Regions from separate parts of the Homo sapiens genome. Here region 1 is linked to region 2. Evidence: read pairs that join two places in POLR2A ChIA-PET (ENCODE). Cell type or tissue: MCF 10A. All regions are shown on one strand. Each heading gives the region's core, and the rest is flanking DNA. Links, peaks and the distances in the headings are about the cores only. Region 1 overlaps PCMT1 (protein-L-isoaspartate (D-aspartate) O-methyltransferase). Region 2 overlaps LRP11 (LDL receptor related protein 11).

Region 1 (8,020 bases), core at 66-5,065, 95 kb before region 2:
ACTGCTGGGCACCGTCGTCGCGCTGAAGGTGGTTCTGTACCTGCTCCGAGTGTGCTTAGCGATGGCCTGGAAATCCGGCGGCGCCAGCCACTCGGAGCTAATCCACAATCTCCGCAGTAAGTGCCACCTCCGCCCGTTGTAGGGCAGCTGGGGCAGGCTGGGCCTGGACCGGGTCCCCCTGGGCCGTCCGGAACGTTCTGTCTGTCCCCGCGCGCCTGTTGGAGGGCTTCGGCGCAGAGTTGCCCCGGTAGTCCCGAACGGCGTGCGCTTGCAGTCGCCTCCCTCGGGACCTGTCACTCGTCGACGACGTGGACTGGAAGGGGAGAGAAAGAGCCAGGGGCCGCTGCTGGTGGGGGCAGGGGCAGTCGTCTCCCTGCAGGCCCTGGGGGAGGGAGTGCAGTACAGGTGATGCTGCTGTCACTCAGGTCCGCGTCCGGGTCCGGCTTGTGAGGGGCGTGCCTTCGGGGTGGGAGCGTGTGGGCTAGGCCTTATGGAGAGTGGGCTGGCGCTCAGGAGACCCCACCCTCGTCCCCTGCATTTTTCTCACCTTCCTCCTCCATAATCAACCTCGCTGCAAGCTTTCCCTCTTATGCAGCCTCCCCCGCCCTCCGTTTTTTCCCCTGGAGGGAGATGCCACCGTCTGATACAGGCGAGGGGAGGAAGATGAGAGTATTGCCATTGCAGATGCTGGGAGAAATTTCTCGGGCGGCTGTCCAGTGGAAAGCTCCGTGCGGGGCGGAGAAAGAACAGGGGATGCTGTTCCTGAGAGACTTGTATTTCAGGAGCCTTTGCAGGTCCTGGATCAGCAGAGGGTTGTGTGTCTGATGTTCTAACTTTTTTCAGGGCTACCATAGGCTTTAAAAACCTTATGTGGAGTTTCTTTATATCACTCTCCTTAGTTACTGTATTCCTTCTTCTGATGATAATTTTAGGATAGGATGAGTGCTGTGTCACTTTCTTTTTTTAAATCGAAATATAGCGTCCCCGTTTTGTTGGGAGACTACAAGGGCCGCAGTCTATAATAAACTCACTGGTCAGAATTTATAGCATTATTCGCTACTATGCAGTAATCATATCTTGTCACATGGTATTTTTAATTGTCCTGTGTTACTTAGCTTTTCATGTGTTTGTCTTATTTCTCAACTCGATTTGTAATTTCCTTAACGGCTGGCACCATTAAAAAAAATTTTTTTTGGCCGGGCTCATTGGCTCACGCCTGTAATGCCAGCACTTTGGGAGGCCGAGGCGGGTGGATTACCTGAGTTCAGGAGTTCGAGACCAGCCAGGCCGACATGGTGAAACCCCATCTCTACTAAAAATACAAAAATTAGCCGGGCGTGGTGGTGCCTGCCTGTAATCCCAGCTACTTGTGAGGCTGAGGCAGGAGAATCGCGTGAACCCGGGACGGGGAGGTTGCAGTGAGCCAAGATCTTGCCACTGCACTCCAGCCTGGGCAACAAGGGAGGAAACTCCGCCTCAAAAAAAAAATTTTTTTTTGAATTTTCTCTAAGAATTTAACAGTCATCCCTTTTTTTCATAAATGCCCATTAAATGTCCGTTATATGCCTAAATCTGTGCTAGACAGACAAAGGTAATTGAGAGAAATTAGGAGTACTGTTTGGCACATGGTTGGTACTTTTTTTTTTTTTTTTTTTTTTTGAGACAGAGACTCCCTCTGTAGCCCAGACTGGAGTGCAATGGCGCGGTCTTAGCTCACTGCAACCTCCGCCTCCCAGGTTCAAACAATTGTCCTGTCTCAGCCTCCTGAGTGGCTGGGACTACAGGCGCCTGCCAGCACGCCTGGCTAATTTTTGTATTTTTAGTAGAGAAGGGGTTTCACTATGTTGGCCAGGCTGATGTCGAACTCCTGACTTCATGATCTGCCCACCTCGGCCTCCCAAAGTGCTGGGATTATAGGCGTGAGCCACCGCGCCAGGCCGGTACTTGATATATTAGTCATTTTGGATTTTTTTTTGGTGGGGGGACAATACTTAATGTGGAAACTGAGTCTTTAGTGTTTGGTAAGAGAGAATGTTGATTATTTTTTTTTTTTAGACAGGGTTTCACTGTCACCCAGGTTGGAGTGCAGTGGTGTGAGCTCGGCTCACTGCAACCCCTGCTTTCTGTGCTCAAGCGATTTTCCCACTTCAGCCTCCTGAGTACAGTGGTGCCACCATACCAGGCTAATTTTTAGGGTTTTTTTTTTTTTTTTGGTAGTTTATGAGATGGGGTCTTGCTATGTTGCCCAGGCTGGTCTTGAACTCCTGGACTCAAGCAATTTGTTGGACTCAGGCTCCCAAAATTTTGGGATTACAAGAGTGAGCCACCGCACCTGGCCATGGTGAATGTTTAGATGTCAACATTTTTTTTTTTTGAGACAGAGTTTTGCTCTTGTTTCCCAAGCTGGAGTGCAATGGCGTGATCTTGGCTCACTGCAACCTCTGCCTCCTGGGTTCAAGCGATTCTTCTGCCTCAGCCTCCCGAGTAGCTGGGATTACAGGCACCCACTACCACGCCTGGCTAATTTTTAGTATTTTTAGTAGAAACGGGGTTTCACTATGTTGGCCAGGCTGGTCTCAAACTCTTGACCTAAGGTGATCTGCCTGCCTCGGCCTCCCAAAGTGCTTGAATTACAGGTGTGAGCCACCACGCCCAGCCTAGATGTCAATATTTTGTCAAGCATTGTCAGGTTCATTTTATGGAATGATGCTTGATTGGAAATGGACATTTATGTGCTACAACAGTAGTATGAAGTATGATTTGGGTTCTCATGGATGGCACATAAGCTCAATATGTTGTAAATATTTTTTACGAAATCCCTTAACATGATCTCAGTGCCTTCTATTGCAGTATATGTACCTGAAACATTTTGTACACAAATTGTGATTAAGTAATTTTCCACCGGTAGGTTATCATAGTAGGCACTTGGCTGTGGCAGAAATTTGTAATCAATCAGGCTCTTAAAGTCTCTCCTTTTTTGGGCCAAATTTGTGGTAAGCCAAGACTAGATAGATCTTTTCCCGGTGGTTTCATAATCACTTTAATGTATTGCATTACTGTTCTTAGCTGAAATTTCTAAGGATGTTTTTCTGTCAGGAAATTTAATAAGGAATATTTAATATACATAGATGTTGATTTTGCAAATAGTTTTATACTAGATTTATGATTGGTAAGAGGAAATTAGAGTAGAATAGTTGTTTAGCCTCTTTTGTAACACTTGTGCAACTTTAGTTTCAACTTCTTGCTGAGGTAATTCTAGCTAATAGATTTCTTTTTATTAGCTTATTATAAAAGTAATACTTGCTCATGTGAAAATTGTAATTGACATAAAATTTGAAAATATTGCCTTCCTTCCTCATTATTCTACTGTGTATATTCTTCCTAAATTAAAGGCTTTTAATTGAAATCTTAGAAAAATATAAAAATGTGATTGTGTTGATGTTGAAATGAAAAGGGGCCTGCTTACTAGAAGGGGAAGGAAATTACATTTTTAATGGTTTTTTTTTTTTGAGACAGAGTTTCGCTCTTATTGCCCAGGCTGGAGTGCAATGGCACGATCTCAGCTCACCACAACCTCTGCTTCCCAGGTTCAAGCAATTCTCTGGCCTCAGCCTCCCGAGTAGCTGGGATTACAGGCAGGCGCCACCACACCCAGCTAATTTTGTATTTTTAGTAGAGACAAGGTTTCTCCATGTTGGTCAGCTGGTCTTGAATTCCCAACCTCAGGTGATCTGCCTGCCTCAGCCTCCCAAAGTGCTGGGATTACAGGCATGATCCACCACACCTGGCCAATAGTTTTTTTTGTTTTGTTTTGTTTTGTTTTTAAGAAATGAAGCTTAATATAATTTGTTAAGAATATTTTGTTTTCCTTTTGTATTAAAATCTATCATAATAGGACTGTGGTTGTATGATTTCATAGTTGATGCATCATTTATAGAATATTTCAGATTGTAATGGTAGATTTCTTATGTCATGGCTTATATTATAACCACTCTTAAGTAACTTAGAACAGTGACTAAAACTTGAGCATGCTTCAAAATCTCCTGAATCACCTGGAGAGCTTTTCAAAATACAGATTGCCGGAGCTTGAGAATTTGTATTTCTAACAGATTTGTAAGTGGTGCCACTGCTGGTCCAGGGACCACATTTTGAGAACCAGTGACATGGAGAATTGAAAATTATAAGGTTGAATTCTGCCAGCATATCAGCTAAATCAGTTTTATGCTTTAGAATAATGTTTTAGAAAAAGTCTATAGCAGTCTTGCCCTATAGAGTGCTTGGTGATGTTCTCTATATTGTCCAGTGTGGTAGCTACTAGCTACATGTGGCATTTAACATTTGAAATGTGGACAACTGAAGAACCGAAATTCAATTTTTTAAAAAATTAACTTAATGAAATAACCACATGTATCCAGTAGTTACCATATTGGACAGCACAGGTCTCTAGAAATGAAAAAATACAATTATTTTATGATTATGGACTGGTAATGTGCTCGTGAAACAAATTAGCTTAATTTGAAACCGTGAGCCTGCTTAATCCAGGGAATGTGACTATTTAAATAATGTTTATATTAGAGTTTACTTCCTACTCGTATTGAGATAATTTCAAGCCATGGTAAAATTTAGGAAGATAGCCAGAGTAGGTGAGGTGATGTTCTGGAGCAGGGGTATTTAAACCAGAGGGTTTGTGGGATGTTAACTTAATGGATAGGCTTCAAATGCTATAGAGTAGTCCCTCCCTTATCCCATGGTTTTGCTTTCTGAAGTTTCAGTTACCCCAAGTCAACTGAGGTCTGAAAATATTAAATGGGAAATTCCTGAAACAAGCAATTCATAAGTTTTAAATTGTGTGCTGTTTTGAGTAGCGTGAGGAACTCTCTGGACGTCCCACTTGATCCTGCCCGTGACATGAATCATCCCTTTGTTCAGCATATCTATGCTGTCTACACCTGCCCGTTTGTCACTTAGTAGCCTATTTGGTTAGCAGTGACTGTCATAGTATCACAGGGCTTGTGTCCAAATAATCCTTATTTTACTTAATAATGGACCCAAAGTGCAAGAATAATGGTGCTGGCATGTAATGATACTTGTTCTATTTTATTCATTATTTTTGTTAATTTCTTAATTGTGCCTAATTTATAAACTAAACTTTATTATAGGTATGTTACGTATAGGAAGAAAACAACATACAGATGGTCCCTGACTTAACAGTGGTTTGACTTACAAGTTTTTTACTTTACTGGATGTAAACCTGTCATAATAAACCTGTTATAAGTTAAGGAAGGCCGAGTGCGGTGGCTCACACCTGTAATCTCAGAACTTTGGGAGGCTGAGTCAGGAGGATCGCTTCAGTCCAGGAGTTTGAGACCAGCCTAGGCAACATAGTGAAAATAACATTTGTCATTTTCTCTACAAAAAATAAACAAAATTAGCTGGGCATTATGGTGCATGCCTGTAGTCTCAGCTACATGAGCTACGTGGGAGGCTGAGATGGGAGGATCACTTGAGCCCGAGAGGTTGAGGGTGCAGTAAGCCAAGATCATGCCACTGCACTCGAGCCTGGGTGATGGAGCAATACTTTGTCTCAAAAAAAAAAAAATGTTGAGTATCTGTATGGGCTGTATGGGCTTTGGTATTGTATGCGGTTTCAGGCATCTATTAAGGGTCTTGGACCGTATTTCCTGTGGGTAAAGGGAAACTACTGTACTGACCACTGAAAGCAATTGTTCTTTTATCTATTTTTATTTGTAAAAATAATTCAGTCCATTCCCCTAATGATCAATTGTTTCTACTTATGTTTCTTTTGCATTCTTGATTTTGTCATTTTACATATATAATGTTTATGGAATTTGTCATTTAGTCAGCTGATATTTTAGTGCTTTCTATATGACAGGCACTGGGGATACAGCAGTGAACAAAACAAACATCCACTCCCTCTTGTAGCTTCTAATGGGAGCAGCCAAGTATAGTATGTCACATGATAAGTGACAAAGTAGGGAGGGAGGACAGAGTGTGTGGGGCAGTAGGTTTATAGTTGTAGAGAAGGCCTCAGTAAGGTATCATTAGACCAAAGATTTGCTGGAGGAGTAGACACATATCACGCAGGTAGACTTGGGATAAGCATTCCAGGCAGAAGAAATAGCGAATTCCAGATTTGGATTTAGGATCTGGGAGAAAAGATTGGAGGCAAGGATCCAACACCAAGGTTTTAGGCCTTGGCAACTGGAATGATTTGCCATTTTCTAAATTGGAAATGGTGAGTGAGTGAGCAGCCACGTTTATTCTGTGAGGAGGGGACTGTGGGAGATCAGATTATTTTGAGGAATGCTTTTCTTATAAGACATTTAAGTCGAGATTTTTAGTAGGCATTTGAATATGCAAGAATTATGATTTGTAGTTTTTATATCCTAAAAGCATTTACTTTTGTAAATAATGAAATTATTTTCTATCTACAGCACCAGTTCTTAGCCACTAGTAGGTGTTGCTAGTAGAAAAGAGCATTTATTCTTTCCCTTTTTTTTTTTTTGAGACAGAGCCTCTTTCTGTCGCCCAAGCTGGAGTGCCGTGGCGTGATCTTAGCTCACTGCAACCTCTGTTTCCTGGGTTCAAGCGACTCCTCCATCTCAGCCTCCCGAGTAACTGGGACTACAGATGCACACCACCATGACTGGCTTTTTTTTTTTTTTTTTTTTTTTTTTTTTTTTGGTAGAGACGGGGTTTTGTCATGTTGCCCAGGCAGGTCTCAAACCCCTGGGCTCAAGTGATCCACCCGCCTCAGTCTCCAATATTGCTGGGATTATAGGCATGAGCCCCTGCGCCCAGCCAGCATTTACTCTTAATATTCCACTACTTTTGTATGCACATGGGAAAAATAGAACCAGCTGGTAAAATCCTAAGAAATTGGAGCCTCAAAGTCCAGAGGCCTTCTCATTTTGACTTATTTCAAACCAGTCTTATGGATAGGTACTAGTAAGTAAACTTGAAATCCTATGTATATATTTAAATTTAAATTATATAAAAATAAATAAAATTGGCCGGGCGTGGTGGGTCATGCCTGTAATCCTAGCACTTTGGGAGGCCGAGGTGGGTGGATCACCTGAGGTCAGGGGTACCAGACCAGCCTGGCCAACAATGCGAAAACCCGTCTCTACTAAAAATACAAAAATTAGCTGGGCATGGTGACAGGAGCCTATAATCCCAGCTACTCGGAGGCTGAAGCAGGAGAATCGCTTGAACCCGGGGAGTGGAGTTTGCAGTGACCTGAGATCGCTCCATTGTACCCCAGCCTGGGTGAAAAAGCGAAACTGCCTCAAAATAAATACATAAATAAATAAAATTAAAAATTTATATCTTTAGTCATATTAGCCACATTTCAAGAGCTCAGTAGCCACATGGAGCTAGTGCCCACCCTGTTGGACAGTGCAGATAGAGAATAGATCTGCCATCACTGAAGGTTCTTTTGGATTGCAGTAGATCTTGATGCTTGGCTGTATTACATTCTGGTTAATGAGATCTTAGGCTGTAGGAGGGGAAAGATTCGATTGTGCTGTTACAAAAATATTTTTATTAATATTATATTTAGCTTTGGTTAAATGCTTTCAGGGTGGCAGTGTAAAACTAAAGATTATTGGATAAGAGTGATGAAGATAACAAGAGGATCAGCATCTTACATGGTGCTTTGAAGGGATGGAGGTGGTTTGGTTTAGCAAAACCTTTAGGGAGCAGTGGTGTTTAAATTTGAAGAAATGTCATGTAGTAGAGGGTCAAACCAGGACAAATGGGAGGCAGATTTTGGCTCATTATAAGTAAGTATTCACAAAGCTATCCTAACAATCAAAAAGTTGGCTTTGAAAAAGTGTTTTCTGTCACCAAATATGTTGAAGCAAAGAATGGTTGACCATTTCACTGTAAGGGATATTGTAGAAGGGATTTTGTCATCAGATTTGAATGTACACTAGATCTCTAAGGACCCTTCCAAATCCAAGATTCTGTGATTTTTTTCCCCAGTGGTCCCTTGTAC
Region 2 (8,179 bases), core at 1,896-6,895:
TCTCAGCAGGGGGACTCATCAGCTTCAGGGAGAAAATCAGGACCATGACTAGGGCTCCACCACCCACCTCCTCCTGGTACCCTACCTGTACCCACTGTCACTTCCTTCTGACAGCCAGCAGGGAGAAGCTGTCCCTCCTGTGTTCCAGGCCAACCCCTCCTTCTAGTCCTTGCCCCCTTTCTTTCTAGGACCTTTAGAACACTGACACATCGACTCATTTCTCTTTCAAATGGCTCTGCTATTACTATGCTCAAGTTTCTCTCATCCTAAGAAACAAACAAAACAACAAATAAAAAAAATTCCCTGAGCTCTAAGGGCTCACCAGCCACAGCCCCGCTTCCTTCCCATCTCCACTTGGCTCCCTGAAAGGCCTGGCTGTGCCGTGCTTGCTGTTTCTGTTTGCTCACTTCCCATTTAGTCTTCGCCCACCCAATGTAGCTGCTTTCCCCACCATCCCCCTGAAACAGTGCTGGCAAAACTCACTAACTGACCTAGCAAAAGTCTCCTAGGTGTCAAGACCAACAATACTATTTTTAAAAAATCCATGCTTGGTTGGGCACGGTGGCTCATGCCTGTAATCCCAGCACTTTGGGAGGCCAAGGCGGGCGGATGATGAGGTCAGGAGATGGAGACCATCTTGGCCAACATGGTGAGACCCCATCTCTACTAAAAATACAAAAATCAGCTGGGCATGGTGGCGTGCGCCTGTAGTCCCAGGTACTCGGGAGGCTGAGGCAGGAGAATCGCTTAAAACTGGGAGACAGAGGTTGTAGTGTGCCAAGATCACCCACTGCATTCCAATCTGCTGACAGAGCAAGACTCCATCTCAAAAAAAAAAAAAAAAATCCATGTTTAACTGGCCCTCTTACTGTATCTGGCCATGCTGGCCACTTTGGCTGTTTGAAAACCCCTGCTTCCTTGGCCTCCTTTTCTATCCAAGTTCCCCCAGTCATTCATTGCAGAAGCCCTCCTGGGCTTCAGTTCTGATCACTCCCTAACCCAGGGCTCCATGCTTGCCCTCTGCTCTCCCAACATTCACAGGCAGCTTGCTGAGCATGCTGGAACAACAGCTTCTGAAGCTCAGCTCTGTGGTAGGATTTTGGGAGTCACTGCTGGACAGTCAGCCTGAAGACTGTTTTTCCAGCTCTCCTAATGATTCTATTACCTATTTAATATTCTATTTAAAAAAATTCCTTTCTGCTTAAATGAACTAGTCTGGATATTGTCCTCTGCAGAATGCTGACCATTTGACATTCTATTACATTGATGCGTTAATAATGGACTTTGGAAATTACAGAGGATGGGATTGTACTATTATAAGAACCATCTGCTTGTTTTTAATTAGGAAATCCTAGAATTTGGACTGACTTAGGCTTAGAGGATTTGTCAACATTACATATACACACCCATAGGATGCTTTACAATCATTTAGATATAATGAGATTACCGTGGTTGTCATATGTTATGCCACTTTAGCTAAGGTATGGATTTCCAGGTCCCAGCCTCAGAGAGTCAGAGTCAGTGGGTTGGTCAGGAGAGCAGGACCCAGGATTCTACACTTACCAAGCCCACCCAGGTGACCCATGATCACACTGAAAGAAACACTGGTGCGTGGTTAAGAGCACAGAACCCGGTGTCCAATAGACATGGGTTTGAATGCCAGCCCTACCCCGTACCAGCTGGCTGATGATGTACAAGTCACTTAACGTCTCCAAACCTCATTGTTTTCATTTGTAAAATGGAAGTAATAATAGCACCTACCTGATGAGGATCAAATAAGGTAACTCATGTAAAAGAGCTGGGCCTGGCCCATAGTAAGCGCTTAAATATATCCACCATCTCCACTGGTTGATTCTTATCTCTAACTGAACATTACACAATGACTCTTTACAGACAAAGAAACGAATCCCCGTGAAGTGATTTTCATTCACTGCGACAGTGACAGAATTGAGACCTCGAGTTGTAAAACAGTCTACACTGGCCTACAAGCTGTCCACCACTTTCCCTGCAAAAGCCTTACTTTGGAGGGCTGGCAATGACGGCCACCTGCCTTTTGTTGTTTATTTCAAAGAGATGTTAAGCAGTGCTCACTGCCACGCTGTTACATTACCTTCAGGCCCAACTACACTGACAGAATGCCAAACGGGTCATTTACGTGAGTGCTAAAATACTAAGGGCAGCAGAGAGAGCTCTAATGACAATAAGAGAACTTCCAAAGAGCCTGGAGTGGGCTGCTGATGCTAGGAATCAGAACCCACTGAAATAAAAGTGGAAGTCAGTCTGAGACAGGACAAGACCAGATAATGTCTTAATCTGATCAGATAAGACTTGGGGCTCAGGTCTTATCTGTCGGATAAGACCAGGTCTTATCTGGTCAGATAAGATCAGAGAATCAGATAAATAAGAGTGAAAACAAGACTAGAACTCTGGTTTGAGACCTCAAGATTGCATTTAATGATCCTTCTATCTCACCTCCAATCCATCAGGAATTTCCATGGGGTCTGCCTTAAAAACACATCCAGAATTTGACCATGTATCACCCTGTCCGCGGGTACCACCTTGCTCTGACCCCAGCCTGTCTCTTGCCTGGGTCACTGCAGTGGCCAGGAGGCCTGAGCTCTGGGAAGACCAGGGTCTGCTGTCTCCTTTTTTCTGGAAACTTTTCCTCCCACCTTCATCCGCAGTGAGAGGAAGGTCAGTTATGGCCTCTTCCCATGGGCACCAGGCTGAACCAAGGCAAGACAAAGACAGGGCAAGGTGCAGGTGGTGAAGCTCAGAGCTGCATAAGTGGAGAGGTGGGCGGGTGTGTCACAGGCTCTGGCTCTCTTTAATCCTAGCTCGGAACCAGGCTGGTGGGCAGCAGTGCAATAGCTTATGCCCTCATTTACTGTCTCTTGGGACTTAGGAACACAAGGGAGCATGGCTGCAAATGACAGGCATGCTGGAGTATGTCTAGGTGAGACCCTGCAGCCTTCAGTCAAGTAAGGTGACACAAGAAAGCTGCTCTGTCCCAGCTGCTCCGCCTGAAAGCAGACAAGAAGCCCTGAGACTGCCAGGGAGCAGCAGGTGCTGGCCCCCTGCCATGGTATGTGAGTGGAGGCGTGGGCTGCAGGATTGATTCGGAGCAGAGATTTAGAAGGTTGGTGTGACGGGGATGCTGAGTCATGACCAGATTCTGAGAGTGGCCATCGGAGTGGAGACAAAGTTAACAGAGATTTTAAAAAACACCAAGGGGCCGGGCACAGTGGCTCACGCCTGTAATCTCACCACTTTGGGAGGCTGAGGTGGGTGGATCAGTTGAGGCCAGGAGTTTGAGACCAGCCTGGCCAACAATGGTGAAACCCCATCTTTACTAAAAATACAAAAATTAGCCAGGTGGTGCATGCCTGTAGTCCCAGCTACTTGGGAGGCTGAGGCATGAGAAACTCTTGAACCCAGGAGGCAGAGGTTGCAGTGAGCCAAGATTGCACCACTGCACTCTAGCCTGGGTGACAGAGCGAGATCCTATCTCAATATAAAATAAAATAAAATAATAGAATAGAATAGAATAGAATAGAATAGAATAGAATAGAATAGAATAGAATAGAATAGAATAAACCAAGGAAGCACTGAGGCCAGGGAGCTGGGTGTACCATCCATGAGGCTGCTGGCGTCACCCTGTGCCAGAGCTCCCTGCAAAAGTCAGTGAGTCACTGAGCTTCTGGGTGTCAAAGCTCAGAGTGCCAATGTCAGACTAAACTCTGCAGGCCTGCGGTTCACTAGCAAGCCTCTTGTCAACACTGGGGCTGAAAGGACAGAGCATCCCTGGGTCAGGGGCCATCCTCACACCTGGCCTTGGCATGCTTCCCCCCTGCCTGCCCAGGCACTGCCTCTCTGATACAGGCAACACTGGGTCCAGATGCAGATGATGATATCACCTCAGCCTCCTGAGCACACTCCAGTTTAGATCTATCCAGATTGAATGTCCCTTCCCTAGCTCTTTTAGCTAACGAGAGCTGTCTCTCCTGCATTCAGATATTTAGAAGATGTAGAACTGTCACACGGATGCTTTCCCTTTAAGGGCCCAGGTGACCCTTCTATACATTTTCTCCCATTAGGATGACACTGGAGAGAGGGTTTACAGTGTTTCACAGACATGTTCCAAGTATCAGGATAAAAAACTATCTATATATGTACACACAACATATCCAATTTGTAACTTGGAAAAAGACATGATCATAAACCAGGAGCTCCCAATCTCTGCTCAAGATCCCTGTTCAGCAGTAACAGCCTTTGGTGGTTGGCTTCTGGCCAAATCAATGAATGACTCAGCCTGTTGTCTGACTCAACCCCATCTTCCTAGCTAGGAATTCAGTGGCTAGCAATACACGTTTGGGCTTCTCATATATGTCTAAACTAAATTACACACACACACACACACACACACACACACACACACACACACACACACACACACATTGTATATACTTGGTTACAAAGACTTAGTAATACCTGTCTATTTAAAAAAATTATGTACAGCAGGTAGGCCAGGATGCAGTTAGTTTTAATTTAATAATGAAGTTGTTGGTTTAAATAATGCCCATCCTTTAGCAAGCTTCCTTACGTGTGGTTTTCTGAAGTCACTGCTGTAGACTGAATGGCTGAGTGCCCTCCCAAGGTCACATGTTCAAACCTAACGCCCAGTGTGATGGCGTTTGGAGATACGTGCTCATGAATGAGGTTAGTGCCCTTATAAAAGAGGTCCCATGTTATTAAAAAGTAAAAAACAAAACAAAACAAAAAAAACCCCACCAGATGCTGGTGAGGTTGTGGAGCAAAGGGAACACTTACACACTGCTGGTGGGAGTGCAAATTAGTTCACCCATTGTGAAAAGTGGTGTACTGTGGAAAGTGGTGTGACAATTCCTCAAATAACTAAAAACAGAACTATCATTTGACCCAGCAATCCCATTACTAGGTATATACCCAAAGAATACAAACTGTTCTACTATAAAGACACATGCATGCATACGTTCACTGCAGCGCTATTCACAATAGCAAAGATATGGAATCAACCTAAATGCCCATCAACGGTAGACTGGATGAAGAATATGTGGTACATATACACCATGGAATACTATGCAGCCATACAAAACAACAAGATCATGTCCTTTGTAGGAACATGGATGCAGCTGGAGGTCCTTATTCTCAGCAAACTAATGCAAGAACAGAAAACCAAATACCACATGTTCTCACTTATAAGTGGGAGCTAAATGAGAACACATGGACAGAGAAAGGGGAACAGCACAACGCTGGGACCTACTTGAGGGTGGAGGATGGAAGGAGGGAGAGGTTTAGAAAAAAAACAAAACTGCTGGGTAATATGCTTAATACCCAGGTGAGGATATAATCTGTACACCAAGCCCCTAAGTCATAAGTTTATCTATATAACAAACCTGCACATGTACCCCTTAACCTAAAAGTTAAAATATGTTTAAATATAAAATAAAAGAGGCCCCAGAGGGCTGCCTTGCCTCTGTTGCCATATGAGGACACAGTGAGAAGATGGCTGGTTATAAAATAAGAAATGGGTCCTCACTAGACGCCAAAGCTGATTGTACCTTGATTTTGGACTTCCCAGCATCCAGAACTGAAAGAAATTCATTTCTGCTCTTTAGAAGCCACCCAGTCATGGTGTTTTATTATAGCAGACCAAATGGACTAAGATAATCATTTAGAAAATTTTAAGCAACTGACGAATGTAAATCAATATACTGATTTATGAATTCCAAATCTCCTGAATGTCCTACTTTGTATCATGTTCCTAAATGTCATATTTTACATTCTGACTTCAGATTTAAATGTATTATGTTTAATAACCATGAAAGTCAGCATCATTTAATGGGTTGCCTGAAAAATATGTGTCATCTTGCATTTTGATGTATTATAAATATTCAGTTAAGTGGATGTAAAATATCCTGTTCAAGGGCATAAAATATATAACTTTAAATCCAGTGGATAGCCTCTTGGTTCTGACCAATCATCCATTCTGTCTTCACAAATGAAAAAGACAGATCAGGTGCTGTGGCTCATGCCTGTAATTTCAACACTTTGGGAGGCCAAGGAGGGAGGATTGCTTGAGCCCAGGAGTTTGAGATCAGCCTGGGCAGCATAGTGAGACCTCATCTCTACAAAAAGTTAAAAAAAAAATTAGCCATGACTATAGTCCCAGCTACTCAGTAGGCTGAGGTGGGAGGACTGCTTGAGGCTGCAGTGAGCTATGATTGTGCCACTCACTGCACTCCAGCCTGGGCAACAGAGACCCTGTCAATGAATGAATGAATGAATAAACGAATGAATGAGACAAGTCAGGAACATGAGCTTTCCTGTATGCTTAGTGCCTAGTACAGTACTGGACACATACCAGATGCTTAAAAATTAACTATTAATTGTTTCATAACTAATCTGACAGCATAATTCCTTGCAGGTTGAATACCTGTCTGGGTCACTTGGACATGAAAAGATGGGCCCTAGAAGCTGATCTTAAAGTATCACGAGGCAAAGGGAGAGATCACTACTCTGCCTGAGAACAGACAGCAAGGGTGAGGAGCCCGTGCAGATGGTGGAGAGCAGGGGAGATGAGAGGAGGGATGAATGGCTCAAGAAGAGGAGGAGATGGGCGCTCAGGGGAAAGCCCAATCAATGGACACTCTTGGGTGCTAGGGACAGTCAAGGGACTTAGGAACAAGGGCATCCAATAACAGGTTTTAACTTAACTATTTTGCTGTGTGACTGCCCTCCCTCTATTCTCAACAACCTTCAAACTTAGCCCCATTTTGCAGCTTGAGGGCGGAGTGCATCAGTGTTCCAGTCAGCAGGAAGCCATTCTCAGAGAAAAAGGAATTTGATTTGAGAGGCCCAATTCTCCTGGCAGAAATGTTGGGGTGTGAAATAAGGCTGCTCAAGTTAAAGGGATCAGAGGCATAGCTCCTGAGGGTTAATTACTGTTAAAGGAAAATTCTCAAAATAGTAAAGCTATGACTGTCACACAAATATAATATGAATATTTTTCAAAGACATTAGTTAAAGAGGGAACCAATAAGGTGTTCAACTGATTTAAAGAATCTGAAGACTACACATATACAGGCAATCATGAATGCCAAAAAGAAGTTGCTAGGAGATGCAAAACTGAAATGGGTTTGCTAATCAGTACTGAAATGAATCTACTAATAGATCGGTTAGTATCTACATGTACTAAAATGTCATGTTTGAAATCTTATTTTCTCTAGGGTGAAAGTCAATTACCCCTATATACCTAATTTTCTTTTGCATTTCTATGGACAAGAATCATTTGGTTACTATCAGTTTTCTGCAACTTATAGATGTTAACCCTGAAGGATCCACTAACCAACCCAGCATTCCATTGAAAGGTACTTAGTAATCTTTTGCCCACCTCAAAGTCTTCCACAATGTTTCCTGACAGTCTTCATCCACCAAATGGGGATGTGCCTACAAGTGAGGGTGTCCAGTGGATTACAGATCTCTCTAAGCTGCCTGGCACTCAGTGGGTGCTCAATCCGTGGGGGCTTTGATTATGATGAAGTCTCAGCAGGATGAGTGTTAACTTTGGGTGACATTCATGAATGTATATCATTCTAAGACAGTCACAAATTGGTAACAGATGTTTCCCCTAGTACAGGCCCTGTCATTTAGATGATGGCTTCATAACTTGAGGTCTACCTGCCGTCACTGTTATACACGATTGGGAACTGGTTCAGAGTTTCCTCTTGAAGGCAAGAAAAATGCAGCACGAACCCACTGTGTGATGCAGCTACTGACACAGTTCATGTAACGAAGCTCATTAATAGAAGGAGAGGCAATATCTGGATCACAGTAGGTAATGAATGAGTCAGAAAACCAAAGCTTAAATATGGGGTTCAATTAGGGGTATTAGATGTTAAGAAGGGTATGGATTAATATGAGAAAATCCAGACAAGGCAGGATAGTGGCGGGCCTGAAAAATCAATTCATATGAGGAACATCTGACAAACTGTGGGGTGCTGAGTTCTGAGAACAGCATACCAATTGGTGATGTTCTTTCTTTCTTTCTTTCTTTTTTTCAAAGACTTCCAAAGCTTTTACACAGGATAAAAAGATGAGTTCAGTGTTTTTCCAAAGGGAAGACCCAACACCAATGCAC

Evidence for each region. ChIA-PET counts read pairs that join two places held together with the same protein. Peaks named below come from ENCODE experiments on the same cell type or tissue, not always from the same donor. Only the 100,000 strongest peaks of a DNase experiment are listed, where the experiment ranks them.
Region 1: POLR2A ChIA-PET joins it to region 2 with 6 read pairs; 3 of 35 experiments call an interaction of 5 or more read pairs at or near these places.

What each region holds. Positions count from the first base shown.
Region 1 is chr6:149,749,841-149,757,860 of GRCh38, forward strand. It overlaps PCMT1 (protein-L-isoaspartate (D-aspartate) O-methyltransferase), which reads left to right. Exons shown (of 8, transcript NM_001360452.2): 1 at 1-116. The coding sequence starts at 62. Among named protein-coding and RNA genes, the nearest start is that of PCMT1, 4.1 kb to the left of the region's middle. RefSeq lists silencers at 1-40, 271-507, 433-727 and enhancers at 832-1,334, 1,335-1,837. In MCF 10A, for the core only: no CTCF peak of the experiment used is centred there; a DNase peak (open chromatin) is centred at 621.
Region 2 is chr6:149,843,423-149,851,601 of GRCh38, forward strand. All of the region lies in intron 2 of LRP11 (LDL receptor related protein 11), which reads right to left. All of the region lies in intron 10 of RAET1E-LRP11 (RAET1E-LRP11 readthrough), which reads right to left. Among named protein-coding and RNA genes, the nearest start is that of RAET1E-AS1, 16 kb to the right of the region's middle. In MCF 10A, for the core only: no CTCF peak of the experiment used is centred there; DNase peaks (open chromatin) are centred at 3,099, 3,689 and 4,289.